Linked DNA regions of Homo sapiens: region 1 is linked to region 2. Evidence: read pairs that join two places in POLR2A ChIA-PET (ENCODE). Cell type or tissue: A673. All regions are shown on one strand. Each heading gives the region's core, and the rest is flanking DNA. Links, peaks and the distances in the headings are about the cores only.

Region 1 (15,659 bases), core at 4,559-12,558, 120 kb after region 2:
CTCTTTCCACCACGGACACAGTGAGAAGGCGGCGGTCTGCAGCCCAGAAGCAGGACCTCCCCAGAACCCAACCATGCCGCACCTGGATCCTGGACTTTTCAGCCTCCAGGAATGTGAGAAAGAAATATTTGCTGTTTCTTTTTTCTTTTTTCTTTTTTTTTTTTTTTGAGACAGAGTCTTACTCTGTCACCCAGGCTGGAGTACGGTGGCCCAATCTCGGCTCACTGCAAGCTCCGCCTCCCGGGTTCACGTCATTCTCCTGCCTCAGCCTCCCGAGTAGCTGGGACTACAGGCGCCCGCCACCACGCCCAGCTAATTTTTTGTATTTTTAGTAGAGACGGGGTTTCACCGTGTTAGCCAGGATGGTCTCTATTTCCTGACCTCGTGATCCTCCCGCCTCGGCCTCCCAAAGTGCTGGGATTACAGGCGTGAGCCACTGCGCCCGGCCAATAAATATTTGCTGTTTCTAAGCCACACAGTTCATGGTATTTTGTTATATAGCAGCTCAAACGGACTAAGACAAGGATTGTTTCTGGCATCAAGTGGGTAAAGGCCAGACATGCTGCCGAACATCCTCCAAAGCACAGGACAGCCTCCCTCTCCACACACAACGAAGAATTGTCTTGTCCGGAATGCCTAAAATGCAGAGGCCGGGAAGCCCAGAGCCAGCCCATTCCCCACCTCCACCATCTTCCCCTTGAACTAGTACTTGCCCTGCATCACATCTGCTGGGTAGCAGTGTTACACGCGAGCTGCTAAACCCGGTCATGTGGTTCACGTGGAAAGAGAAGCAAAGCCAGATGGGCTTTTGCAGAGTTCCCCTTCCCTTGCCTCCCGGTTGGGTCTGGGAACCTCCAGGAATCGTGTGTTATCCTTCCCGAGTGAATGGTGCCACCTAGTGGAAATAGAGTTAACAACACCAGCAGGAGCATTTCATACACCTGGAAACCTAAAAATTAGCTGGCTTTCCACTGTTGAGAAGATTCAATGCGGATCAACGAAAGCCACCCAAATGAGGAAGGCAGAGGCTATTTATTTAGCGTTTTCTATGGCCAGACAGTCAGCCACCATCACTTGCCTTTGGCAGAGAGTCAAATATAACTGGAGACTCAAATGCTAGTGGGAAAGGCTTCTATAGGTTTCAGGTGGGCTCTAATTGGAAGATGTTGGCAGGGGGAAAGTGCAGGCAGCAGCATCTTATGTGATGGGTTTGGAGAGGATTTTTGGCTTTCTTGGCTTGGTCCTGAGTTGGAAGTGTCAGTGAGAATTAGGGCAGCAGGCAGTCATTGAGCAAATCCTGACGTTCTGGGCCTATCGCCATAGAAGGTTGGCTTGGCTCCTGCCCCGGTTGCTGCAAAGGTTGTGGGTCACAGCCTCTGAATATGCAGAGTCAATGACCATATATGACACTAGACATAGAAATGCATAGTTATATATGGCCATTGTCCCTTTGCGTATTCAGTCTCTTAATTCATTCAACATTCTAAATATATCCATCCCTCCTGTTACTAATCCTGAAACGGATTGCATAAAGTTACCCATGTGAGCAGCAGGTTGACTCCAAGCCAGCATCTGTGATTTTCAATGGTTGCCCTTATAAACTTTGATTTAGGGTTCATATGTGATAGAACTGTTTTTGTTTTGTTTTGTTTTGTTTTTTACTGCCCATGTTGCCTTCATATGTATGACATAATTCTCCTAACTGACATGGGCCTCAGTAATAATCTCTCAACTTCACCTGTGTGGGAGCTGACTCTAGCTCTTTACAATGCTACACTTTCACCACTGCCACCACCATCACCAGTCATTTGGTGGTGGTGATGGTGGTGGATGGTAACAGTGGTGGTAATGATGGTGGTGATGGTTATGGTGGGCCTATTTCTGCAGAGATTGTAGGTCGCCACCATCACCGTCACCGTTACCACCACCACTATCATTATGATCACCACCACTTTTGTCACCACCACCACCAGTCACCACCAACACCGTCACCAGCACCACTGTCACCACCACCACCACTATCACCATCACCATTATCACCATCACCACCACCACCATTACCAATATCAATGCCACCACCATTGCCACTGTCACCACCATCACTGTCACATCATCACCATCACCACCGCCACTGTTACCATCACTACCACTATTACCACCACTACCACCAACATCAACAATACCACTACCATTACCAATATCAATGCCACCACCATTACTGTCACCACTATCATCACTGTCACCACCATCACTCACCACTATCATCCCCATCACCACCACTACCACTGTCACCACCACCACGACCACCACCATTATCATCACCACCACCAATATAACCACCGCCCCATTACCAACATCAATACCACCACCATCACCATTGTCACCGCCATCACCACCACCACTGTTACCACCCACTACCATTACCTTGACCACCACCACCACCATCTTCACCACCACCACCACCATATTCACCACTACCACTATCTACAAGGTCAATGGTTCTCAAAATGTTTTCCCCAAACCAACAGCATCAGCATCATATAGTAACTGTTAGAAATGCACATTCTTGGGCCTCACCCCAGACCTACAAAAGTCAGCAATGGGGTGGGGCCAGCGCTCCAACTAATTCTGATGGATGCTAAAGTTTGAGAGCCACCATTCTAGATAAATTTCTAGGATGCCCACAAGGGCCTTATTTTCAGTCAGACCTTCCACAATGTATCCTTTAAATTTGTGAAAATTTGCTTGTCTTATGAAGTAGTCAGAGAAACAAGACGACCTTTATCTAGGTAATATCGAGGCAGAAATTCAAGGAAAAATAAATCCACTGAGCTGGTGCACACCTTAAAATAATTATCCTCCTGTATTCACCCATACTTGTCTAGTCCCCTGCATCCCGCAACATTTCTTGGCGAGCCAGCCAGGAGGAGTGGAGACGGCAGATCTACTGTCTCCTTTCCCTATGGGGCTGGAGCCCCGGGCCTGGGGAGACCTGTGACCCCAGGTGCCACCTGGAGAACTTCAGCCTAGAGGGGTGAAATCAGCTCTCCTGTGACCCAGCACCCCTACCCAGCAGCACAACAGAACCTGAGAGGGGCTACAGGACAATTCCAGAAACAGCGTGCTTCAGGAACTGCGGTAAGGTATTGGGGCCCAAGGCAGGACCCGTCTCATAAGGATAGAAGGGGAGCCTTCCCAGGGTGTAACTGGTAGTCTGACCCAGACGGGTTAGGGGCAGCAAGAACAGCTCGCCAATTTGGATGAAACTCACATCCCAACCGACACCGGATGTGAGAGTGGCTCGCTAAGTTGGTTAGGAAAAGGAAACTGGAGGCGGCAAGAGTGGCTCACCATCCCAATTAGGAACACAGGAACTGGGAATGGGGAGGTGTGTGAAAGTGTGTGAGAGATGGTTCCTGGAGAAACCAATGTGGGGAGTGATGTGGGGAGTCACAGATCTCTTAGCGTGGACTGTGTGCTCCAAGCGAAGTGTGGGGCCAACCTGGACTAGTGGCGAACCACATATGGCTAATAGGAGCTGCCCCACAGCTCAGAATTGTGGTGGGAATAAGGACCTCTCCAAAGCCAAGTGGTGTCTGAAAACTCCCATAATAGGAGAAGGTCTGGTTGGTCTGAGTCAAAAGGAAGAGTGGGTATGCTGCATCATAAAGGGAGGAAATAGGAGGAAAGTCATCAAAACCCACTCCATTGGAGTGCATGTTACAAAACTTTAAGAAAGGTTTTGCAGGGGATTATGGAGTTAAGCTGACCCCCCAAAGGTTGAGAACTCTCTGTGAACTAGAATGGACTTCTTTTGGAGTTGGATGGCCAACCGAAGGAACTACAGACGGAAATAATTGGCTGTGTATTTAGGGTGGTGACAGGGGTCGGAGGACAGCCTGGGCATCCAGATCAATTTCCTTACATTAACTCATGGTTAAATATAGTACAAACAAGACCAGCCTGGATCCAGCCCTGTTTAGTGGCTCATTGCAAAACACTTGTGGCCCAAGCTGAGCCAGAAGTGAAAGTAAGAGCAGGTTCGCCGACAGACACAGAGTTAAAGGGGAAGTCCCAGAGGGAACAAGAAAGGCCAGTTTTGCAGGAGCTGCCAGAGGGAACAGAGATTCCTCCTCCATATGTCCCAGCCTGGCCCCCTTTACTGAGGCCAACAGCCCCCCAGGAACCAAATTCAGGAGCTAGCACACCCCAAGTTTCACCCCAAAGGGAAGAATCAGAGCCTTGAGAGGCCAGGGAAGGAAATCAAGATAGTCGAGCAGGGTGTCTCAGATCTGGCTGTGCTCAAGCATGTAAATGCCTCTCAGGGAGACATGAGGACCCATTTATTATGATGACCAAGGCCAAGTCCAAGGGGGGCAACAGATTTTCATCTATGAGCCCTTTTCAACCACTAATCTCTTAAACTGGAAACACCATACTCCCTCCTATACAGAGAAGCCCCAAGCTCTTGTAGATCTGATGCAGTCCATCTTTCTGACACACAATCCAACCTGGCCAGACTGCAGGCAGCTTCTTCTCACGCTGTTTAACACTGAGGACCGCAGGAGAGTAACCCAGCAACTCTCCGCTGGCTAGAAGCCCATGCACCAGCAGATGCAGTGAATGCTCAGGCATACGCTCAGGGCCAGTTCCCAGACCAAGATCCCAACTGGGACCCAGAAGATGCGACCCAGCTTCAGCATTTGCAGAGGTACCGAAGACACTTCTGAAAGGGCTAAGAGATGGTGGAAAAAGGGCAATCAATAAGAAAAGATCTCAGGGATGCTTCAGGAAAGTGATGAGAGCCCTAGCCAGTTTTATGAAAGACTCTGAGATATACTGGCTTTTCACCCCATTTGACCCTGAGGCTCTTGAAAATCAGCGTATGGTAAATATATCATTTGTAGGACAGGCCCAGGGTGACATAAAGCGAAACCTTCAGAAACTGGAAGGTTTCGCAGGCATGAATGCCACCCAGCTTATAGAAGTAGCCACCAGGCTACTTCTATAAGTAGGAGGGTGGAGGATTACAGGTGGGATCACACCTGTAATCCCAGCACTTTGGGAGGCCGAGGCGGGCAGATCACAAGGTCAGGAGATTGAGACCATCCTGGCTAACACGGTGAAACCCTGTCTCTACTAAAAATACTCGGGAGGCTGAGGCAGGAGAATGGCGTGAACCTAGGAGGCAGAGCTTGCAGTTAGCTGAGATCGCACCACTGCACTCCAGTCTGGGCGACAGAGCGAGACTCCGTCTCAAAAAACAAACAAACAAAAAGAAGTAGCCACCAAAGTGTATGTTAACCATGACCAGGAGGCAAAGAAGGAAGCAGATCGGAGGCTTAAAAAGAAAGCCGATCTGTTGGCAACAGCCCTCATAGAGAGAGACACTAGCAATGTGAGAGGATGAGGAAGTGGACGTGGACATGGACATGGAAGAGGCCAAGACAAGGATTCAAGAGCTGACCAAGGTTAGAGAAGGATCAATGTGCACAATGCAAAAAGAAAGGACACTGGAAGGATAAATGTCCATAAGGCAATGAGGGAAATGGCCAAGGCGGAGAGACAAAGAGGCCACCGGCCAGGGGCTGCCACACCCTGGCAGAACCAGATACTGATCTGATCAGGCTGGCAGGGGCTGAAAGATATGAGGACTAGGACAGACCGCACTCCTTCTCATTGGGCCTTCAGGAGCCTATGGTCACATTAAAAGTTGGAAGCCGTTCAATGGACTTTATGGTAGATACTGGGGCTGAACACTCTGTAGTAACTCAACCCATAGGGCCACTAAAAACTATACAACTATTGTAGGGGCTACTGAAGTCTCAGAGAGGAGGCCATTCTGCCGGTCAAGGAGTTGTGTTACAGGAGGACGAGAAGTCCAGCATAAATTACTATACTTCCCAAATTGTCCAGTTCCCTTGTTAGGGAGAGACCCACTCCAAAAACTGCAAACATGGATTACTTTTGGCCCCCAGGGAGGTATAACTTTAAATCTGACTCACCCAAAGGCCATGGTGTTAACCTTTACTGTCCTGCAGGCTGAGGAGTGGAGACTTTATAAAAAGAGATTTCAGGCACCAATGCAACCTCATACACAAGAGGAAGAAAAATTATTATTTCAGTTAGTTAAAGAAATTACTGGAGTATGGGCTGAGGACAACCCACCTGGGTTAGCTGTAAATCATGCACCAGTAGTAGTAGAATTAAAACCAGGAGCAGATCCTGTTCAGGTTCATCAGTACCCAGTTACCCAAAAGGCTGTATGGGGCATCTGTAAACACTTACAGCCGCTCTATAAACAGGGGATTTTAGTCCAATGCCAGTTGCCCTGGAATACTGTACTTTTGCCAGTACAAAAGCCACTACCAGGACCAGGGTCTGATGAATATAGACCAGTGCAGGACTTGCATGCCGTAAACTGGGCCACAGTAACCATCCATCCAGTGGTACCCAACCTGTATAATTTAATGGAACTCATTTCAGCAAGTGCTACCTGGTTTACAGTCTGAGACTTAAAGGATGCTTTCCTTCATATCTGCATGGTACCAGTTAGTCAGCCTATCTTTGCATTTCAATGGGACAAAGAAGCTACCCAGCTCACCTGGACTAGGTTCCTGCAAGGGTTTAAAAACTTTCCCACAATCTTTGGGGAAGCATTGGCCTCAGACCTCAAGGCCTATACCCTGCCAAATGATAACTGTGCCTCGTTACAGTATGTAGATGACCTTCTTTTGGCGGCCCCAACCCAAGAGGACTGTTATCAGGGAACCCAAGACCTCCTCCATCTCCTATGAAAAGCAGGTTGCAAAGTACCTAAAAAGAAAGCTCAAATTTGGCCAGGTGCAGTGGCTCACGCCTGTAATCCCAGCACTTTGGGAGGCTGAGGTGGGTGGATCACGAGGTCAGGAGTTCAAGACCAGCCTGGCCAACATGGTGAAACCCCATCTCTACTAAACACACAAAAAATTAGCCAGGTGTGGTGGCAGGTGCCTGTAATCCCAGCTACTCAGGAGGCTGAGGGAGGAGAATTGCTTGAACTCAGAGGGCGGAGGTTGCAGTGAGCTGAGATCACACCACTGCACTCCAGCCTGGGCGACAGATTGAGACTCCATCTCAAAAACAAAACAAAACAAAACAAAAACCAATTTGCCATGAAGAGGTTAAATATCTAGGTTTCATAGTGAGCCAGGGGGAACGCCGGCTTGGCGATGAGCGGAAGCAAGCCATTTGTGCACTTCCAACCCCGACCACCTGACGTCAAATGAGAGAATTTTTAGGGGCAGCAGGATTCTGCTGCATCTGGATTCCAAATTTTTCACTGATGGCTAAGCCGTTATATGAAGCCACAAAGTGGGGAGAAAAAGAGCCCCTACTCTGGGAAACTAATCAGGAAATAGCATTCAAACAGATCAAGGAAGCTTTGGCCCAGTCCCCAGCCTTAGGACTACCAGACGTAACTAAGCCTTCCTTTCTATATGTTCATGAACAAAAGGGAGTGGCTATAAGGGTTCTGACTCAAGCTACAGGATCATGGCATCACCCAGTGGCATATTTATCCAAACAACTGGACTCTGCGGTGCTAGGATGGCTTGCTTTAACACATTAGCCACCTCCGTCTTGTTGGCACAAGAGGCTAGTAAACTAACTCTGGGACAGCAGCTAACCATCTGGGTGCTGCACTCAGTACAGCAGCTAAGCATCTGGGTGCTGCACTCAGTTATAACTTCGATAGACCAAAGAAGACATCACTGGTTGTCAAACCTGAGGATGACTCAGTACCAAGGGCTTCTATGTGAAAACCCTTACAGTATTTTAGAAACAGTGAACAGCTTAAACCCGGCTACTCTGCTCCCAGTGGAACCAGGAGCTCCCCTCCATGACTGTGTCAAAACAGTAGATGAGGTATTCTCTAGTTGAAAAGATCTTATGGACCAACCCCTCAGAGACCCAGATGTCGAGTACTTCACGGATGGAAGCAGTTTTGTGCTAGAAGGGGTTCAACATGCCGGGTATGCAGTGGTAACATTAGACTCAGTAGTAGAAGCTCAGTCTCTGCCTACTGGAACATCAGCTCAAAAGGCAGAATTAATAGCCCCAACAAGAGCACTGCTGCTAGCAAAAGACAAAAAGGTCAATACTGGCAGGGCGCGGTAGCTCACGCATGTAATCCCAGCAGTTTGGGAGGCCAAGGCGGGCGGATCACGAGGTCAGGAGTTCGAGACCAGCCTGGCCAACATGGCGAAAACCCGTCTCTACCAAAAATACAAAAAATTAGCTGGGCGTGATGGCAGGTGTCTGCAATCCCAGCTACTTGGGAGGCTGAGGCAGGAGAATCGCTTGAACCTGGGAGGCGGAGGTTGCAGTGAGCTGAGATCTTGCCACTGCACTCCAGTCTGGGTGATAAGAGTGAAACTCCGTCTCAAAAAAAAATAGTCAATATTTACACTGATTCTAAATACGCTTTTACTACATTGCATGTACATGGAACTATATACAAAAAGAGAGGACTTTTAACAGCTGGAGGCAAATAAATAAAGTACAAGAAAAAAATTCTACAGTTCTTAGAGGCTGCATGGGCTCCAGAAAAAGTAGTTGTAATGCACTGCAGAGGGCACCAAAAGGCAGGGATGCCAGAAGCCAAAGGAAACAGAAAGACAGGCAGAGGGGCAAAGCGGGCAGCAATGATTATGCCACATTTTAAAGAGAAAGCCTTAGCTATGCCTCTCCTCCCAGAACCTCCTCTCCAAGAGGACCCAACTTATACTCCAAATGAAAGAGCCTGGTTTGCCCAGGAAGCTGGAAAATACATTAAAGGAGGGTGGTGAAAACTCTTCGATGGAAAGTCAGCCATTCCGGAGATGTTAGCTCCTAAGTTTGTGAAACAAATTCATCAAGGAACTCATATGAAAAAAAGGGCACTAAAAATGTTATTAAAATGTCATTTATATGTGCCACGGGTCTCTGCCATCACTTGAGCTGTCTGTAAACAATATTTAACCTGTGCTCAGAACAATCTGCCACAGGGGCCCACACAGCCCCCAGGAATTCAGGAAATAGGAGCCATGCCTTGTAAAAACTTACTTACAGACTACCGAACTGCCCCGTGCTGGGGGCTATCGGTATATGCTAGTGCTTATTTGCACCTTTCCAGGATGGGTTGAGGCTTTCCCCACCAGGACAAAAAAAGCACGAGAAGTGACTAAAGCACGTTAAAAGACATTATCGGCCGGGCACCGTGGCTCACGCCTGTAATCCCAGCACTTTGGGAGACTGAGGCGGGCGGATCACAAAGTGACCATCCTGGCTAACACGGTGAAACCCTGCCTCTACTAAAAATATAAAAAAATTAGCCGGGCGTGGTGGCGGGTGCCTGTAGTCCCAGCTACTCAGGAGGCTGAGACAAGAGAATGGCGTGAACCCCAGTGAGCCGAGATCATGCCACTGCACTCCAGCCTGGGCTACAGAGCAAGACTGTCTCAAAAAAAAAAAAAAAAAAAAAGACATTATACCCAGGTTTGGACTGCCGCTAACTTTAGGATCAGACAATGGGCCGGCATTTGTAGCTGAAATAGTGCAAGATTTAACAAGACTGTTTTTTTTCTTTTCTTTTCTTTATATATATATGTATGTATATATTTATTATACTTTAAGTTCTAGGGTACATGTGCACAACTTGCAGGTTTGTTACATATGTATACATGTGCCATGTTGGTGTGCTGCACCCATTAACTCGTCATTTATATTAGGTATATCTCCTAATGCTATCCCTCCCCCCTTCCCCCACCCCACAACAGGCCCCAGTGTGTGATATTCCCCTTCCTGTGTCCAAGTGTTCTCACTGTTCAATTCCCACCTATGAGTGAGAACATGCGGTGTTTGGTTTTTGTCCTTGCAATAGTTTGCTGAGAATGATGGTTTCCAGCTTCATCCATGTCCCTACAAAGGGCATGAACTCATCATTTCTTATGGCTGCATAGTATTCCATGGTGTATATGTGCCACATTTTCTTAATCCAGTCTATCATTGATGGACATTTGGGTTGGTTCCAAGTCTTTGCTATTGTGAATAGTGCCGCAATAAACATACGTGTGCATGTGTCTTTATAGCAGCATGATTTATAGTCCTTTGGGTATATACCCAGTAATGGGATGGCTGGGTCAAATGGTATTTCTAGTTCTAGATCCCTGAGGAATCGCCACACTGACTTCCACAATGGTTGAACTAGTTTACAGTCCTATCAACAGTGTAAAAGTGTTCCTATTTCTCCACATCCTCTCCAGCACCTGTTGTTTCCTGACTTTTTAATGATCGCCATTCTAACTGGTGTGAGATGGTATCTCATTGTGGTTTTGATTTGCATTTCTCTGATGGCCAGTGATGATGAGCATTTTTTCATGTGTCTGCTGGCTGCATAAATGTCTCCTTTTGAGAAGTGTCTGCTCATATCCTTCGCCCACTTGTTGATGGGGTTGTTTGTTTTTTTCTTGTAAACTTGTTTGAATTCTTTGTAGATTCTGGATATTAGCCCTTTGTCAGATGAATAGATTGCAAAAATTTTCTCCCATTCTGTAGTTTGCCTGTTCACTCTGATGGTAGTTTCTTTTGCTGTGCAGAAGCTCTTTAGTTTAGTTAGATCCCATTTGTCAATTTTGGCTTTTTTTGCCATTGCTTTTGCTGTTTTAGACATGAAGTCCTTGCCCATGCCTATGTCCTTGCCCATGCCTATGTATTGCCTAGGTTTTCTTCTAGGGTTTTTGTGGTTTTAGGTCTAACATTTAAGTCTTTAATCCATCTTGAATTAATTTTTGTATAAGGTGTAAGGAAGGGATCCAGTTTCAGCTTTCTACATATGGCTAGCCAGTTTTCCCAGCACCATTTGTTGAATAGGGAATCCTTTCCCCATTTCTTGTATTTGTCAGGTTTGTCAAAGATCAGATAGTTGTAGATGTGTGGTATTATTTCTGAGGGCTCTGTTCTGTTCCATTGGTCTGTATCTCTGTTTTGGTTCCAGTACCATGCTGTTTTCGTTACTGTAGCAGTTTCTTCCTTGCATCGATGGTCTTACAATGTCTTTTTTTTTTTAATAGATGCAGAAAAGGCCTTTGACAAAATTCAATAGTCCTTCATGCTAAAAACTCTCAATAAATTAGGTATTGATGGGATGTATCTCAAAATAATAAGAGCTATTTATGACAAACCCACAGCCAACATCATACTGAATGGGCAAAAACTGGAAGCATTCCCTTTGAAAACTGGCACAAGACAGGGATGCCCGTCTTTGTAGTATAGTTTGAAGCCAGGTAGCATGATGCCTCCAGCTTTGTTCTTTTGGCTTAGGATTGACTTGGCAATGCGGGCTCTTTTTTGGTTCCATATGAACTTTAAAATAGTTTTTTCCAATTCTGTGAAGAAAGTCATTGGTAGCTTGATGGGGATGGCATTGAATCTATAAATTACCTTGGGCAGTATGGCCATTTTCACGATATTGAGTCTTCCTATCCATGAGCATGGAATGTTCTTCCATTTGTTTGTATCCTCTTTTATTTCATTGAGCAGTGGTTTGTAGTTCTCCTTGAAGAGGTCCTTCACATCCCTTGTAAGTTGGATTCCTAGGTGTTTTATTCTCTTTGAAGCAATTGTGAATGGGAGTTCACTCATGATTTGGTTGTCTGTCTGTTATTGGTGTATGAGAATGCTTGTGATTTTTGCACATTGATTTTGTATCCTGAGACTTTATTGAAGTTGCTTATGAGCTTAAAGAGATTTTGGGTTGAGACGATGGGGTTTTCTAGATATACAATCCTGTCATCTGCAAACAGGGACAATTTGACTTCCTCTTTTCCTAATTGAATACCCTTTATTTATTTCTTTTGCCTGATTGCCCTGGCCAGAACTTCCAACACTATGTTGAATAGAAGTGGTGAGAGAGGGCATCCCTGTCTTGTGCCAGTTTTCAAAGGGAATGCTTCCAGTTTTTGCCCATTCAGTATGATGTTGGCTGTGGGTTTGTCATAAATAGCTCTCATTATTTTGAGATACATCCCATCAATACCTAATTTATTGAGAGTTTTTAGCATGAAGGACTGTTGAATTTTGTCAAAGGCCTTTTCTGCATCTATTAAAAAAAAAAAGACATTGTAAGACCATCGATGCAAGGAAGAAACTGCATCAACTAACGAGCAAAATAATCAGCTAACATCATCATGACAGGATCAAATTCATACATAACAATATTAACCTTAAATGTAAATGGGCTAAATGCTCCAATTAAAAGACACACACCGGCAAATTGGATAGAGTCAAGACCCATCAGTGTGCTGTATTCAGGAAGCCCATCTCACGTGCAGAGACACACATAGGCTCAAAATAAAGGGATGGAGGAAGATCTACCAAGCAAATGGAAAACAAAAAAAGGCAGGGGTTGCAATCCTAGTCTCTGATAAAATGGACTTTAACCAACAAAGATCAAAAGAGACAAAGGAGGCCATTACAAATGGTAAAGGGACCAATTCAACAAGAAGAGCTAACTATCCTAAATATATATGCATCCAATACAGGAGCACCCAGATTCATAAAGCAAGTCCTTAGAGACCTACAAAGAGACTTAGACTCCCATACAGTAATAATGGGAGACTTTAACACCCCACTGTCAACATTAGACAGATCCATGAGACAGAAAGTTAACAAGGATATCCAGGAACTGAACTCAGCTCTGCACCAAGCAGACCTAATAGACATCTACAGAACTCTCCACCCCAAATCAACAGAATATACATTCTTTTCAGCACCACACCACACCTACTCCAATATTGACCACATAGTTGGAAGTAAAGCACTCCTCAGCAAATGTAAAAGAACAGAAATTATAACAAACTGTCTCTCAGACCATAGCGCAATCAAACTAGAACTCAGGATTAAGAAACTCACTCAAAATCGCTCAACTACATGGAAACTGAACAACCTGCTCCTGAATGACTGACTACTGGGTACATAACGAAATGAAGGCAGAAATAAAGATGTTCTTTGAAACCAACGAGAACAAAGACACAACATACCAGAATCTCTGGGACGCATTTAAAGCAGTGTGTAGAGGGAAATTTATAGAACTAAATGCCCACAAGAGAAAGCAGGAAAGATGTAAAATTGACACCCTAACATCACAATTAAAAGAACTAGAGAAGCAAGAGCAAACACATTCAAAAGCAACTTAAAGTATAATTAAAAAAAAGAAAAAAACACATTCAAAAGCTAGCAGAAGGCAAGAAATAACTAAGATCAGAGCAGAACTGAAGGAGATAGAGACATAAAAAACCCTTCAAAAAATCAATGAATCCAGGAGGTGGTTTTTTGAAAAGATCAACAAAATTGATAGACCGCTAGCAAGACTGTTAAAACTAAAATGGAAGTTACACACAGCCTATTGGCCACAAAGTTTAGGAAAAGTAGAACGCATGAACCGGACACTCAAGCAGCTACTGAAGAAATATTGCCAAGAAACTCATCTAAGATGGGATCAGGTCTTGCCTATGGTCCTCCTCCGAGTCAGGTGCACCCCCACCAAACAAACTGGGTATTCACCCTGTGAAATTTTGTTCGGTGGGCCTCCCCCAATCATAAGTCAAATAAAAGGTACTCTCCGGGAACTAGAGAAATTAACTTTAAGAAAGCAAATGCAGGCGTTAGAAATAGCCATGCAAGAGGTTCATGGCTGGGTACGAGAAAGAATGCCTATAAGGCTGACAGGCCCAGTACACCCCTTTAAACCTGGAGACTCTGTTTGGGTTAAAAAGTGGAATCCAACTTCTCTAGGACCCATATGGGATGGGCCCTATACTGTAATCTTGTCCACTCCCACTGCTGTTAAAGTTGCAGGTGTTTTACCTTGGATCCACCACAGTTGGCTAAAACCGGCAGCTCAGGACAAGTGGACCAGTCAGCAGGACCCAGATCACCCAACCTGGTTGATCCTGAGATGAGACCAAGCTGCTGCTAAAGATGACTGCCCTGCTCTGGTCACTCCGGAAGCTGACTACTCTACCCACGGCTGAAGCTTGAGGACTCATCAAGCAAGTAAATGTGGTTAGAAATCTTAGAGCTAGTAGCTTTCCTTGTAATACTAACTGTTTTCCTGTTGTTCTGTCGCTGTGCCCAATCTCCTCCCCCAGGTAAAGACCTCTTCTATCCTTGCTGAATATAAATATGCTGTACATTGTTTTGCTGTTGTTACCCCCCCTAACTATGCTAGAAGAAGCACCTATAGAAGGATGTCCCCACTGTACACATACTACCTGGTCAGGGAACAGTATAACTAAAACTCTATTGTGCCATACTTATTATGAGTGTACAAGGACTCGCTTAGGAACTTGTATTTATAATCAGACCTCCTACTCAATTTGTGACCCAGGAAATAACCAACCTTATGTATGTTATGACACCAAGTTTTCACCTGGTAAATGGTTTGAAATCCATGCAGGGTCAAAGGACTGTTCCCTCTTAAACCAAACCAAGGTCCCTCCCTTTTACCTAGGGCCTATTTCTCTATATTTTGATGCTTGTCAGGTAGCATACCTAGACTCACCCGTCTGTCGTAACCTACCTTTAAAAAGAGACTATAAAAATGACTACAAATATGTATGCAAGTCACCTCGTCCCCCTGGGACCCCAGAAAAAGATTGTCAGTATTGCATATCGTGGCACCCTAGCACACAACAAAGGCCAATTATGCTTACCAAAATGATGGTAAAACCAGATTGTAAAACAAAAACCTGTGATCCTATAAATTTCACCATTCTAAGGCCAAACCTACCCATGTGGACTGCAGGTTACCCCACACATGTCTACATACACACATACCCAGCAACCTACCTATATGTTATCAAAAAGGAAACCCGGACCCATCTGGCCCAGCAACAATTCTGAGTCTTTAAATCATTCTATAAGCATGTAGACTAAAAGTTACCAGAGCCTCCTCCTTTAACCAAAAACCTGTTTGCTCAGCTGGCTGAAAACATTGCTGGCAGCCTAGGCATTTCCTCATGTTATGTTTGTGGAGGAACTAACATGGGAGACCAATGGCCTTAGGAAGCAAAAAAGTTAATGCCACAAAATTATTTTACTCTGACCCTGAACTGACACCCATAAGTTCAAGCATCTGGCTCCTAAAAACTTCTATTACAGAAAGATACTCTGTTGCTCACTGGGGAAAGGCTTTTACAGACCCAGTAGGAGAACTAACCTGCTTAGGACAGCAATATTATAATGAAACACTACGGAAAACTTTGTGGCAGGGCAAAGATAACTCCAAATCACCTCATCCAAATCCATTCTCCCATTTCTCTTCTCTAAACCATACCTAGTATCGGCATAAAGCTCCAAATACCTGGCAAGCACCCTCTGGTCTCCGCTGGATCTGTGGGCCATGGGCCTACCAACAGTTGCCAGCCAAATGGACAGGGGCTTGTGTACTTGGAACAATTAGGCCATCTTTCTTCTTACTCCCACTGCAACAAGGAAAAACTTTAGGGTGTCCTGTCTATAATAAAATTTTAAACAAAACACAAAAGAAATAGAGACATAAAAAAAGACACAAAAATAGAAAATTAAAAAGACACAGATTGGCTCCCTGAAAGAATAATTCAGTACTATGGGCCAGCTAG
Region 2 (11,318 bases), core at 3,319-11,318:
TTTTTTCTTTTTTTAGATGGAGTCTCACTCTGTCGCCCAGACTGGAGTGCAGTGGCACGATCTTGGCTCATTGCAACCTCCACCTCCTGGGTTCAAGCGATTCTCCTGCCTCAGTCTCCCAAGTAGCTGGGATCACAGGCACGTGCCACCAATGCCTGGTTAATTTTTTTTTTTTTTTTTTTTTGAGATGGAGTCTTGCTCTGGCACCCAGGCTGGAGTGCAATGGTGCGATCTTGGCTCACTGCAACCTCTGCCTCCAGGGTTCAAGTGATTCTCCTGCCTCAGCCTCCCGAGTTGCTGGGATTACAGGCACGTGCCACCACGCCCAGCTAATTTTTGTATTCTTAGTAGAGACGGGGTTTCACCATGTTGGCCTGGCTTATCTCTAACTCTTGACCTCATGATCTGCCCACCTTGGCCTCCCAAAGTGCTGGGATTACAGGCATGAGCCACCACGCCCAGCCCACATCAATGTTCTAAAAACAATTCTGCCCCTAAACACTAAAAGGAAAGGTCAAATTTTGTGAATAATTCCATGAGTGGCAGCCCTTTCCTCAAAATAAATGATAGAGCAGGAAAGGATTATTTTGGATGGAGCTTGTTTCTCTCAATCCCTGATGCAAGTGGTAATAAAATTTTATTCCCTGACTTGTGAAGGCCCGAGGAGCCCTCAAGGAGGGGGATGGGAGGTGGGCACTCCTGGGACTGGTGGTCCCTTAGGAACATGCCAATAGTCAGTGGTTCTGGGGATGCTAGGGATGACTGGTCAAGAGGGCTTGCTGCAGAGTGTGGAGGTGGAGGGGCTAGAGAAGAGGCAGTGTTTTTGAAGGAAGACATAGAAAGAGAGTCCTCACTCGCAGCTGGCTTGCATTACAGTGGTGTGGAGGAAAGAAACGCCAGCACTCACAGCTGTGATCAATTGTACAAAAGTGGGGCAGGGAAGAGAAGGCCCCAGTGGGAGGTTGGCTGGGCCTCAGGGTTAAAAGTTGGGCATGGGTGAGAAGGGTTGGGTCCAAGGATGTTTTGCTGTTGGGTGGTGGTTCCTGAGTGTTGGAGCAGTATTCCAGAACATCAGGACGCACTTGTAAGGAATGCCAAAGTTTTCCTGGAGCCAACTTTTTAGTTCTGGTTGCTACCAAGCCTCTGCTCCATACTTGGTGTTCCTATGCTCAGCTGGCTTCCAACTCTCTATGAAGCAGTAAGGATCCAGCACAGAGCTTCCTCTAAGATGCTACCAGAAAAGTAAATGAAGAGTTTCCCGAATTAGAGGAACACCCCAGGAACTGGAAGGCTGATTCAGTGAATGCCCTTTAGTATCCCAAGCAAAGTAGCTCTCCTATTGGTGCTCCACTCCCGAAAACATGAGTGAAAGGTAAATTCACGTGTGGTCTGGTGCCTGGTGAAACCTACTAGGAGGTGGGAGTCACCATGCAGTGGCTCCTGGTTTCCATCACTGTACTTGCAAACCCTGAGGCCGTGTGCCACACAGTTGAAAACGAACACAGGCTGGGCTTCAAGACAACTAGTTCTGTTACTCTCTGCGTGATCTCAGGTAAAGCCCTGAACTGCTCCAGGCCTCAGATTCTCACCTGTGAAATAACTAAAGTAGACTAGATCATCGCTAGATCGTTGCTGATGTCCTTCCAGCTTCTTTTTTTTTTTTTTAATTTTTTACTTTTTGAGATGGAGTTTCGCTCTTGTTGCCCAGGCTGGAGTGCAATGGCGTCGTCTCAGCTCACGGCAACCTCTGCCTCACAGGTTCAAGCGATTCTCCTATCTCAGCCTCCTGAGGAGCTGGGATTACAGGCATGTGCCACCATGCCCAGCTAATTTTTGTATTTTTAGTACAGATGTGGTTTCACCATGTTGGTCAGGCTGGTCTCAAACTCCTGACTTCAGATGATCCACCTGCCTCGGCCTCCCAAAGTGCTGGGATTACAGGCTTGAGCCACTGCACCTGGCCGTCCTTCCAACTTTAACATCTACAAACGATGAACCCAGAAGAGAGAGCAAAGGCCAGGAGCTGGAAACAGGAGCTTTTGTTGAGGCCATCAAAAGAACGAAGGGTGTCACAGGAAGGTAATTCTAGCGCTCCTTAGCCAAGACAGAACAAAAGAATGATGGTGACACTCACTAAGAAATTCATAGAGAAGGCCGGGCATGGTGGTTCACGCCTATAATCCCAACATTGTGGGAGGCTGAGGCGAGCAGATCACTTGAGGTCAGGAGTTTGAGACCAGCCTGGCCAACATAGTGAAACCCCGTCTCTACTAAAAATGCAGAAAAATTAGCCAGCCGTGGTGGCACATGCCTATAGTCCCAGCTGCTTGGGAGGCTGAGGCAGGAGAATCACTTGAAACTGGGAGGTGGAGGTTGCAGTGAGCCGAGATCATGCCACTGCACTCCAGCCTGGGCAACAGAGCAAGCCTCCATCTCAGGAAAAAAAAAAAAAGAATCTCAGAGAAACGTGTCTGAGAGGTTTCCAGTGGCTGCAGTGCATCCAAAAGGTGAAGATGACAGTGTTTCAAAGCCAGTGTAGTCTGGGAGGGATTCGACTCCAAGAGAAGAACTGGAATAAGCTTCCAGCCCCAGGATATGTCAGTGATGGGTCTGGATTAGAAGACAACAGCATTTGTGGCTATGCCAAACTCTAAATCTTGCTCTAATTGGTATCTTGTTGGTGTTCATATGCAAAAATAGGTGGTTAATACTTAACATTTAATCAGGCTGTACAATTATACTATTAAAATTGTATTTTTTTTTTGAAATGGAGTCTTGCTCTGTTGCCCAAGCTGCAGTATAGTCGTGCCATCTTGGCTTACTGCAGCCTCCCTCCTGGGTTCAAGTGATTCTCCTGCCTCAGCCTTCTGAGTAGCTGGGATTACAGGCGCCTGCCATCATGCCCAGCTAATTTTTGTATTTTTAGTACAGACGGGGTTTCACCATGTTGGCCAGGCTGGTCTCGAATTCCTGACCTCAGGTGATCAATCTGTCTCAGCCTCCCAAAGTGCTGGGGTTACAGGCGTGAGCCACTGCACCTGCCTAAAATTGTGTTTTTCATAGGACTTTGCTGAACTAAATGTACTTATCTCTAAGACTCTGTCAACCATGCTGAGGACTAGCTAGACCTCTGAAGTATCTTATGGATGCCAGAGCAGCAAGGTGGCAGCTTTAAACACTTTCGGCTAGGCCTTGGGCAAACTCATCTCCCTAGAGAGGTGTGGTGAGAAGCCCAACCTCCTGGGATGGCAAATGTTGCTGGGTGCAACCAATTCTAAAAAGGACATGGGATTCTCATTTAAGCTTGTGTAAACTTATTAAAAATGAACCAAACCGAACAAATAAGAGGATGAAAGTGCACAGCTACATATGAACTTATTTGTGTAGTTACCTATATGTCAAAGACAAGGTTCAAACTCCTGTATGTGTCAAGATTTGCCCACCTAATCCTACTTATCACTAGCCAGTAGTCTATCATTTAGCTTATGGTTTAACGCACTACAAACATATAAGTCAATTTCTTATTTGTTTTATTTTTTAATTTGCTTTTTAAAGACAAGGTCCACCCCAGCTGGAGAGCAGTGGTGCAGTCATAGCTCACTAGCCTCAAACTCCTGGGCTCACGTGATCCTTCCACCTCAGCCTCCTGAGTAGCTGGAACTACAGGCATGTGCCAGCATGCCCAGCTCATAAATTCCTTGAATATTAAAAACTTTGTCCCCTATTAAGGTGTTTTTCATTTGTTTGTTTGTTTGTTTGTTTGTTTTAAGAGATGGGGTCTTGCTATGTTGCCCAAGCTGGTCTCAAACTCCTGGGCTCAAGCAATCCTCCTGCTTTGGCCTCCTAAAGTGCTAAGATTATGGGCGTGAGCCACCATGCCCGACCTCCCTCTAAAACTTTTTGCACATATTTGTTTACGTGCAGCTCTGACTTTATCATTCAGCCTGGTCTGTAGGTTTAGCCAAAACTTTGGGGAACTGAAATTAGTAAAGTAAAAAACAAAATGTTCATCATCAGGAAAATGAAGGCGAGGGTGTAGAGAAGTATTTATCTGTTGTCATGACCACAGAACAAGCCATCACAACAGCATTCTTTCCTTTCCATCTGTCAAACTCTTGCTTGACAGAGCCACTAGAACACTCAATGTCCAGCCTAAAGATAAAACAGAGCAAAAATGTTATTCTAAACTTGATAGATTTTTGGCTCAACTTAAAACCCTTTTATAACTCATACAATCTTTGCCATAACTCCCTGAAGCTTCCTCTTGCAGTGGGAGACTCACAGCGATGATGAGAGAATAAATTGTGTTTGTGGGGGAGAGTGCTGCGGGGGTGGCTACCGACCTAGAGTGGGCGAAGGTCCTCTCTGGGATGTCACCGGGCCACGCACTGAGTCTGTGACATGTCCTGTTCTCATGCCCTGTTCCATGCCCTCATTAAGTTAGGGGCTACAGCTGGAAATCAGGAGAATAAGGAGGCTTTCTGCCACGTGAGCGGAGCAGGGTTGGGCATGAGTGCATGTGCAGCCCCAGGAGTACTGGGGATGAGGGTACCAGCTGTAATTTAACCTGAAGACTTTCTTTTTTCTTTTTTTAATTTTTTTAATTGAGATAGAGTCTCACTCTGTTGCCCAGGCTGGAGTGTAGCGGTGTGATCTCAGCTCACTGCAACCTCCACCTCCCAGGTTTAAGTGATTCTCCTGCCTCAGCCTCCTAAGTAGCTGGGATTACAGGCGCCCGCCACCATGCCCGCTAATTTTTGTATTTTTAATGGAGACGGGGTTTCACCATGTTGGCCAGGCTGGTCTTGAACTCCCAACCTCAGGCGATCCACCTGCCTTGGCCTCCCAAAGTGCTGGGATTACAGGGATGAGCAATTGCACCTGGCCCTTTTTTAAAAAATTTTTTCTTTCTTTATTTTTTTTGAGACAGAGTCTCGCTCTGTTGCCCAGGTTGGAGTGCAGTGGCTCAATCTCAGCTTACTGTAACCTCTGCCTCCTAGGTTCAAGTGATTCTCCTGCCTCAGCCTCCTGAGTAGCTGGGATTATAGGCGTGTGCCACCACGCCCAGCTAATTTTTGTCTTTTTGGTAGAGACAGGGTTTCACCATGTTGGCCAGGCTGGTCTCGAACTCCTGGCCTCAAGCAATCCACCGGCCTCAGCCTCCCAAAATACTGGGATGACAGGCGTGAGCAACTGCGCTTGGCCTAAAGACTTTCCAGAATTTTCCAGGTCAGGCAACTTGCAGCCAACCATTGGTCCCCAAACCCTTGTTTGTCATGGCCTGGCCAAAGAACACTTCAATTCCCTATGGCTACTTTCCCATAAATCAGACAGATCGAGGTGGATACGGATTCTTCCACCTGGCCCATGGAGTCAGAGAGTTTCAAAGCTGGGGGAGGCCTTGGGGGTGACCTGATCATACCTGTCTCACTGGGACCCTGCTGGAAGGCCAAAGGCTGTAAGGGAGGCGGGGAGGGCCCTGAGGAGAAAAGCACAGACTTCCCCATGACCTGTTAGCCTGACTGCTGAGCACAAAGCGGGTCCTGAGGGCCTGTGCTAGGGAGACTTTCCTTATACATTTCTGTAAACGGACAGGGCCCCAGACCCTGCCCTTCACCCAACCCTGGAGTCTGCAGCCCAGCTGCTTTCCCTCCGTCCTCTCCAAAGCCCGGCAGCTCTCCCACTCCCTGCTTCTTTGAGCAGAATGACGGATCCTCTGCACGCCTGTTAGTTACCCATGTGACAGGGCCGTAGGGGGCATGAAATGACGCAGGTCAGACCCTCAGAAGGCGCCCGGCACAGAGGCCGCTCAGAGGCCACTCCACGCCCCGTCGCTGCCGTCATCCTCATCAGCTTTGCTCACGCGTTGTTTACCCTCTTCCTGTCTCAGAGCTCTTCGGGCCTTTCTTTACGCAGATTTCCATCTCTTCAGGTCTGCATGGAACCCGTGTAGGATGGAAGGACGATTTATTGGGCAGCGGGGAGAGCATGTGGAGCCATTTGTAACAGGAAAAGCGAGGGCTGCTTTCAGAGAAAACAAGACAGCGGAGTCCCGGAAAGTCAGAGCCATGCGGGGCCGCGTCTTATGAACGAGGAGACCCAGGGCCAACGGCTAAGGATGCTCAGGGGTCCCCCCTACTCTGGGAAACCTCCCTGAGTGATGGCGGAGGGATGTGTACCTCTGAAAGCTGTAAAGGGTCTAAAAACCCAATGACGGTCTTTCTCACACTCGCACACCATTACTGTACCATGGCCTGGCTCTCGCTCCAAGGAGGGCACCACAATTATCCACGTTCCTGCTGCCTTCTCTTCTCCCACAGAAATCCCATCCTCACAGCGCCTGACATTTGGCAGCTGCTGCAGAAGAAAACCCCTGATGGGCACAACGTGCCCGTGGGGAGACCTGCTTGTGGCAGCCACAGCTGGCATCTGACCCACTCACGGCATGAGCCGTTTGAAAAGACGAAACCTCCAAGGGCAGAATGCCAGGCACTATGGAAGGTTGGAGAGAAACACCAGTGCCTTTCCTATGGACTGCACTGGTGACTGTCTCCTCTGTTGAGGGGTCCCAGAGCAGGGCAGGGAGGGTGGCTGGGGAACAGCCAAGGCCCAGGAATCCAGGCAGGGTCCACTCTCGGCCACTGGACTTTGCTCATTTTTGTCTGTCTCTGGTGACAGCAGCTCTGTGGGAGGGGCTGGCCCAGCGTCCAACCTGTCCACCCGGAAATCTGTCCAGCAAAAAGGCGGAGGCGTCAAGTCCTCTCTCAGACGTCACTGGGGCAGGCATTTCCAGGTTTCTTTCTTTCTTTTTTTTTTTTAGACAGGGTCTCGCTCTGTCGCCCAGGCAGGAGTGCGATGGCATGATCTCGGCTCTCCACAACCTCTGCCTCCCAGGTTCAAATGATTCTTCTGCCTCAGCCTCCCGAGTAGCTGGGATTACAGGTGCACGCCACCACGACCAGCTAATTTTTGTATTTTTAGTAGAGACGGGATTTCACCATGTTGGCCAGGCTAGTCTTGAACTCCTGATCTCAGGTGATCCACTCGCCTCGGCCTCCCAAAGTGCTGGGATTACAGGCGTGAGCCACTGAGCCTGGCTGGCATTTCCAGGTTTCTTTGTGCCCTGAGCCTTCTGACATGTCCTCCTGCATTGCCCTTTGGAGATGTGTTTGTCTCTGACAAGGCCCCTTCCCTTTTCTGTTCCCACCTTTTCTCTCCCTGCACTTAATGTTTTTAAGTTTTTTTTCTTCTCCTTAATTTTTAGAGACAGAGTCTCTCTCTGTCACCAGTGAGACTGGTGTCTCACTGTACTTTTACCAGAAAAATGGATGATACTTTGTTTTCTTCCCCCTGGAGGGAGTCTGGGGGAGGCTGGGGTGTGTGAGGGGGCCCACGGCTCCTCTCCAGCTGTGCCCTTCCCAGACATCTTCTCAGGGTGGGTCCTCCCCAAGTCTAGCATCTTCACCCCGCAGGCACGTTCCCGGGGGACTCTGTCCCCACCACCACTCCTGGGGGGTGCTGGGTTTCCTTGGCTGGCTTTCCACTTCTAGCCCAGGCCTTTCTGAAATCCATCATTTTCCCCTCCCCCACATCCAAGCCTGAGAATTCCACCTCTAGCGGATGGAGGGAGTGGGGGATGGAGAAGATAAAGACAGTTACTATGGTGCTGATGAAATCCGATCCTGGCCACTGAAGGGTTATTACTCATCCTGGCTTCCAGGGCTCCAACCTTGAGAACTCCCTGGGCTGAATTCCCCAGTGCCCGGGAGCTTGGAGAGCTCCTCAGCGCCCAGCACCAGCTGCAAGGCTTACAGAGAGGGCCTGCTTCCTGAGCTGACAAAAGTGCACCGGGAGTACGATCACGCTGACATTTAAAAGTGCATAGCGAACTAAAACACAGGGTGGGAGCAGGCTGGGAACAGCCAGATGGCTGCTGTCCAAAGAGGTGCATCAGAAAGGTGACCAGATGCGGCGCATGAGGGGAGAGGGTGGGGCCGCTTCCCGCCCCGCCTCCTGAGGAATTCCACATCTACGGAGTTTGTCCCTTCCATTCTTCTATGCCTTTTTTTTTCCTTCCCTTTTGTTTTCCATAGTTCAGAGTCAGATTTCCTCTCCAAACCACAGTGCTTCAGGTTTTTTTTTGTTTTTGGCACTGCTTCTTTCCAGATGGACTTCTCAGGTGGCCTCATCTGCACCACCCGGTTGGCTGGCCCCGCATCTCAGCCCTTCCTGGGGCTGCAGCCACACCCCTCACGCTTCTGTGCCCCCAGTTCCAAAGCAAAGAAGGCTCTGATTCAGTATTTCAAAAATGAGCTTCTTTTTAGAAGCTCAGAACGAACCCAAGTCCTTGTCTGCATTTCCTTCCGGATCTTCTTTGTTTTGTGACGTGGCCTTAGCAAATTATTGAATGTGCCCACTGGGACGGGGGTGGCCTCCTATGGGGCACTGAGTTTGTGTGTGTGATGGGAGGGGATTTGCTTTAACGGTGAGGAGGGATGCCCTCACGATGGTCTGTCCTCTTGAGCATGGCCCTGCAGCCTTCTGTGAGCTGGCCTCTGTCCACCACTGCCGGCTCATCTCTCCCTCCCCCATCTTCCTCTCTCTGGGCCAGCCCTAGTGAACTACTTTGCAGTTCTTTTTCTCTCTCTTTTTTTTTTTTTTTTTTTTTTGAGTTTCACTCTTGTTGCCCAGGCTGGAGTGCAATGGCGCAATCTCAGCTCACTGTAACCTCCGCCTCCCGGGTTCAAACGATTCTTCTTCAAGCCTCCCAGGTAGCTGGGATTACAGGCGTGGACCACCACGCCCAACTAAATTCTTTTGTATTTTTAGTAGAGACGGGGTTTCACCATGTTGTTCAGGCTGGTCTTGACCTTCTGACCTCAAGTGATCCACCTGCCTCGGCCTCCCAAAGTGCTGGGATTACAGTCATGAGCCACCGCGCCTGGCCTACTTTACAGTCCTGAAGGTGACAGCTAGGCCTCACCTGTCCCCATATCTATGTAGGATGGCTCCTTTTGCCTGCAATGTGCTGACTACTTGTTCTGAGTGTTGGCCCTCAGAACTCGCCTCCCTGGGAGTGAGTGCCCTCCCTCGGTCTCCAGAACTCACTGCCTCTACCTGCCTCTAATGTGGTCCTGGAGAGTCGGCTTATGTCTCTGTTACCCCACTGCACTGAGACAAGTCTGTGTTTTTCTTTTCTTTTCTTTTTTTTTTTTTTTTGAGACAAGGTCTTGTTCTGTTGCCCAGGTGGAGTGCAGTGGCATGATCATAGCTCACTGCAACCTTGAACTTCTGGGCTCAAGTGATCTTCCTACCTCAGCTTCCCTAGTAGCAGGGACTGTAGGCTCGAGCCACCATACCTGGCTAATTTTTTTTTTTTTTTTTTTTACGTTTTTTGTAGAGATGGGGGTCTTACTGTGTTGCCCAGGCTGGTCTCAAACTACTTCCCTCAAGCAGTCCTTCCACGTCAGCCTCCTAAAGTGCGGTGATTACAGGCGTGAGCCACCATGCCAGCTGTGTCTTTTCTCTGTTTTCCTACCACATAGCAGAGTGTATGACACATGGCAGAATGAGTGGAAAGCCCACCAATGCCAGGGAAGTCGCACACAGCAGTGCAAAACAGTGTGCCCCCCAGATCTCCAGTCTGAGCTGCCGACTGATTCCATCCTTTATTTTATTTTATTTTTTATTTTTTGAGATGGAGTCTCGCTCTGTCACCAGGCTGGAGTGCAGTGGCATGATCTCGGCTCACTGCAACCTCTGCCTCCTGGGTTCAAGCAATTCTCCTGCCTCAGCCTCTTGAGTAGCTGGGACTACAGGCACACGCCACCATGCCCAGCTAATTTTTGTATTTTTAGCAGAGACGGAGTTTCACCATGTTGGCCAGGATGGTCTCAATCTCTTGACCTTGTGATCCACCCGCCTCGGCCTCCCAAAGTGCTGGGATTACAAGTGTGAGCCACTGCGCCTGGCCTATTTTATTTTTATTTTTGAGATGGAATGTCATTCTGTTGCTCAGGCTGGAGTGCAATGGTGCGATCTCAGCTCACTGCAGCCTCTGCCTCCTGGGTTCAAGCGATTCTTGTACCTCAGCCTCTCAAGTAGCTGGTGTTACAAGCACGAGCCACCATGACTGGCTGATTTTTGTATCTTTAGTAGAGACTGAGTTTCATCATGTTGGCCAGGCTGGTCTTGAACTCCTGACCTCAGGTGATCCGCCTGCCTCGGCCTCCCGAAGTGCTAGGATTACAGGCATGAGCCACCGTGCCTGGCCATCCTTTATTTGTGGGGGCAGGAGGGAAGGTCTCCCTCTGTTGCCCAAGCTGGAGTGCAGTGGTGAGATCTCAGCTCACTGCAATGTCCACCTCCCAGGTTCAATCGATTCCCGTGCCTCAGCCTCCCAAGTAGCTGGGATAACAAGCGTGGGCCACCATGGCTGGCTAATTTTTCTATTTTTAGTAGAGACGGAGTTTCACCATGTTGCACAGGCTGGCCTCGAACTCCTGGTCTCAAGTGATCCACCCACCTCAGCCTCTCAAAGTGCTGAGATTACAGGTGTGAGTCACCGCGCCCAGCCTATTCCATCCTTATCTCAGAAGGGCTTACTCTTCAATGCTAGGCGGTCACCTGCTCTACAGACTAGAGGGTCCAAGAGCGACTGTCATTCAAACGCTTTAGCAGAAGTAGCCAAGGCGGGTACCTGAGCTTGTCTGCAATGAAGATGACCCTCCTCTCCAGAAGCAGGGAGGCAAACACACAGACCAGGTGGCGGACGCTGAGGGAGGAGAAGAGAGACTCAAAGTCCACGTGCTCGAGCCGGGAGTCCAGCGGGCGGCACAGTTCGATCACCTGCCAGGGAACAGGAGCAGCCATGAAGGAGGGGCCCAGCTACGCAGCCAGGCCTCTCACGGGTGTCGCAGTCCCAGGGCTCTGAGGTCCTCATCAGGGGTGACCCACTGGTGGGGGAAAAGGGAAAGAAAAAAAGCAAAACAAAAGGATTGGGGGAAAAGAAAGATGCCAGAAGACGGGGGGCGGAGGAGGTAGCTTTGGTAGGGAAGCAAGCGTCTCACACTCAGCTATGAGACTGAGGACAGTGTGGACGAACGGGATGACAGAGGATGGCAAAATCAATGGTTTCCGGCCCCACATGGTTGCGGGGCTCTCTCTGGCAACAGCATATCTGTACTCCCCATGGAGAGTTTATAGGACTTTTGAAAACGGTTCTGTCCCTGAGAGTCCCAGTGGAGAGCATCTCTGTCTCTTGAGGAACTGTTACCTGCTAGGTGGAAATCCCAGACTAGCATGGAACGCCCAGCAGG

What was found. ChIA-PET counts read pairs that join two places held together with the same protein. Peaks named below come from ENCODE experiments on the same cell type or tissue, not always from the same donor. Only the 100,000 strongest peaks of a DNase experiment are listed, where the experiment ranks them.
Region 1: POLR2A ChIA-PET joins it to region 2 with 10 read pairs; 5 of 35 experiments call an interaction of 5 or more read pairs at or near these places.

Annotation. Positions count from the first base shown.
Region 1 is chr7:140,652,704-140,668,362 of GRCh38, forward strand. LOC105375535 (a long non-coding RNA gene) reads left to right here. Exons shown (of 6, transcript XR_928047.3): 5 at 2,886-3,138; 6 at 13,870-13,925. Among named protein-coding and RNA genes, the nearest start is that of ADCK2, 12 kb to the right of the region's middle. In A673, for the core only: a CTCF peak has its summit at 8,637 (motif pointing right); no DNase peak of the experiment used is centred there.
Region 2 is chr7:140,533,919-140,545,236 of GRCh38, forward strand. It overlaps DENND2A (DENN domain containing 2A), which reads right to left. Exons shown (of 20, transcript NM_015689.5): 14 at 10,700-10,848. Among named protein-coding and RNA genes, the nearest start is that of MKRN1, 60 kb to the left of the region's middle. RefSeq lists an enhancer at 10,787-11,287. In A673, for the core only: no CTCF peak of the experiment used is centred there; a DNase peak (open chromatin) is centred at 7,713.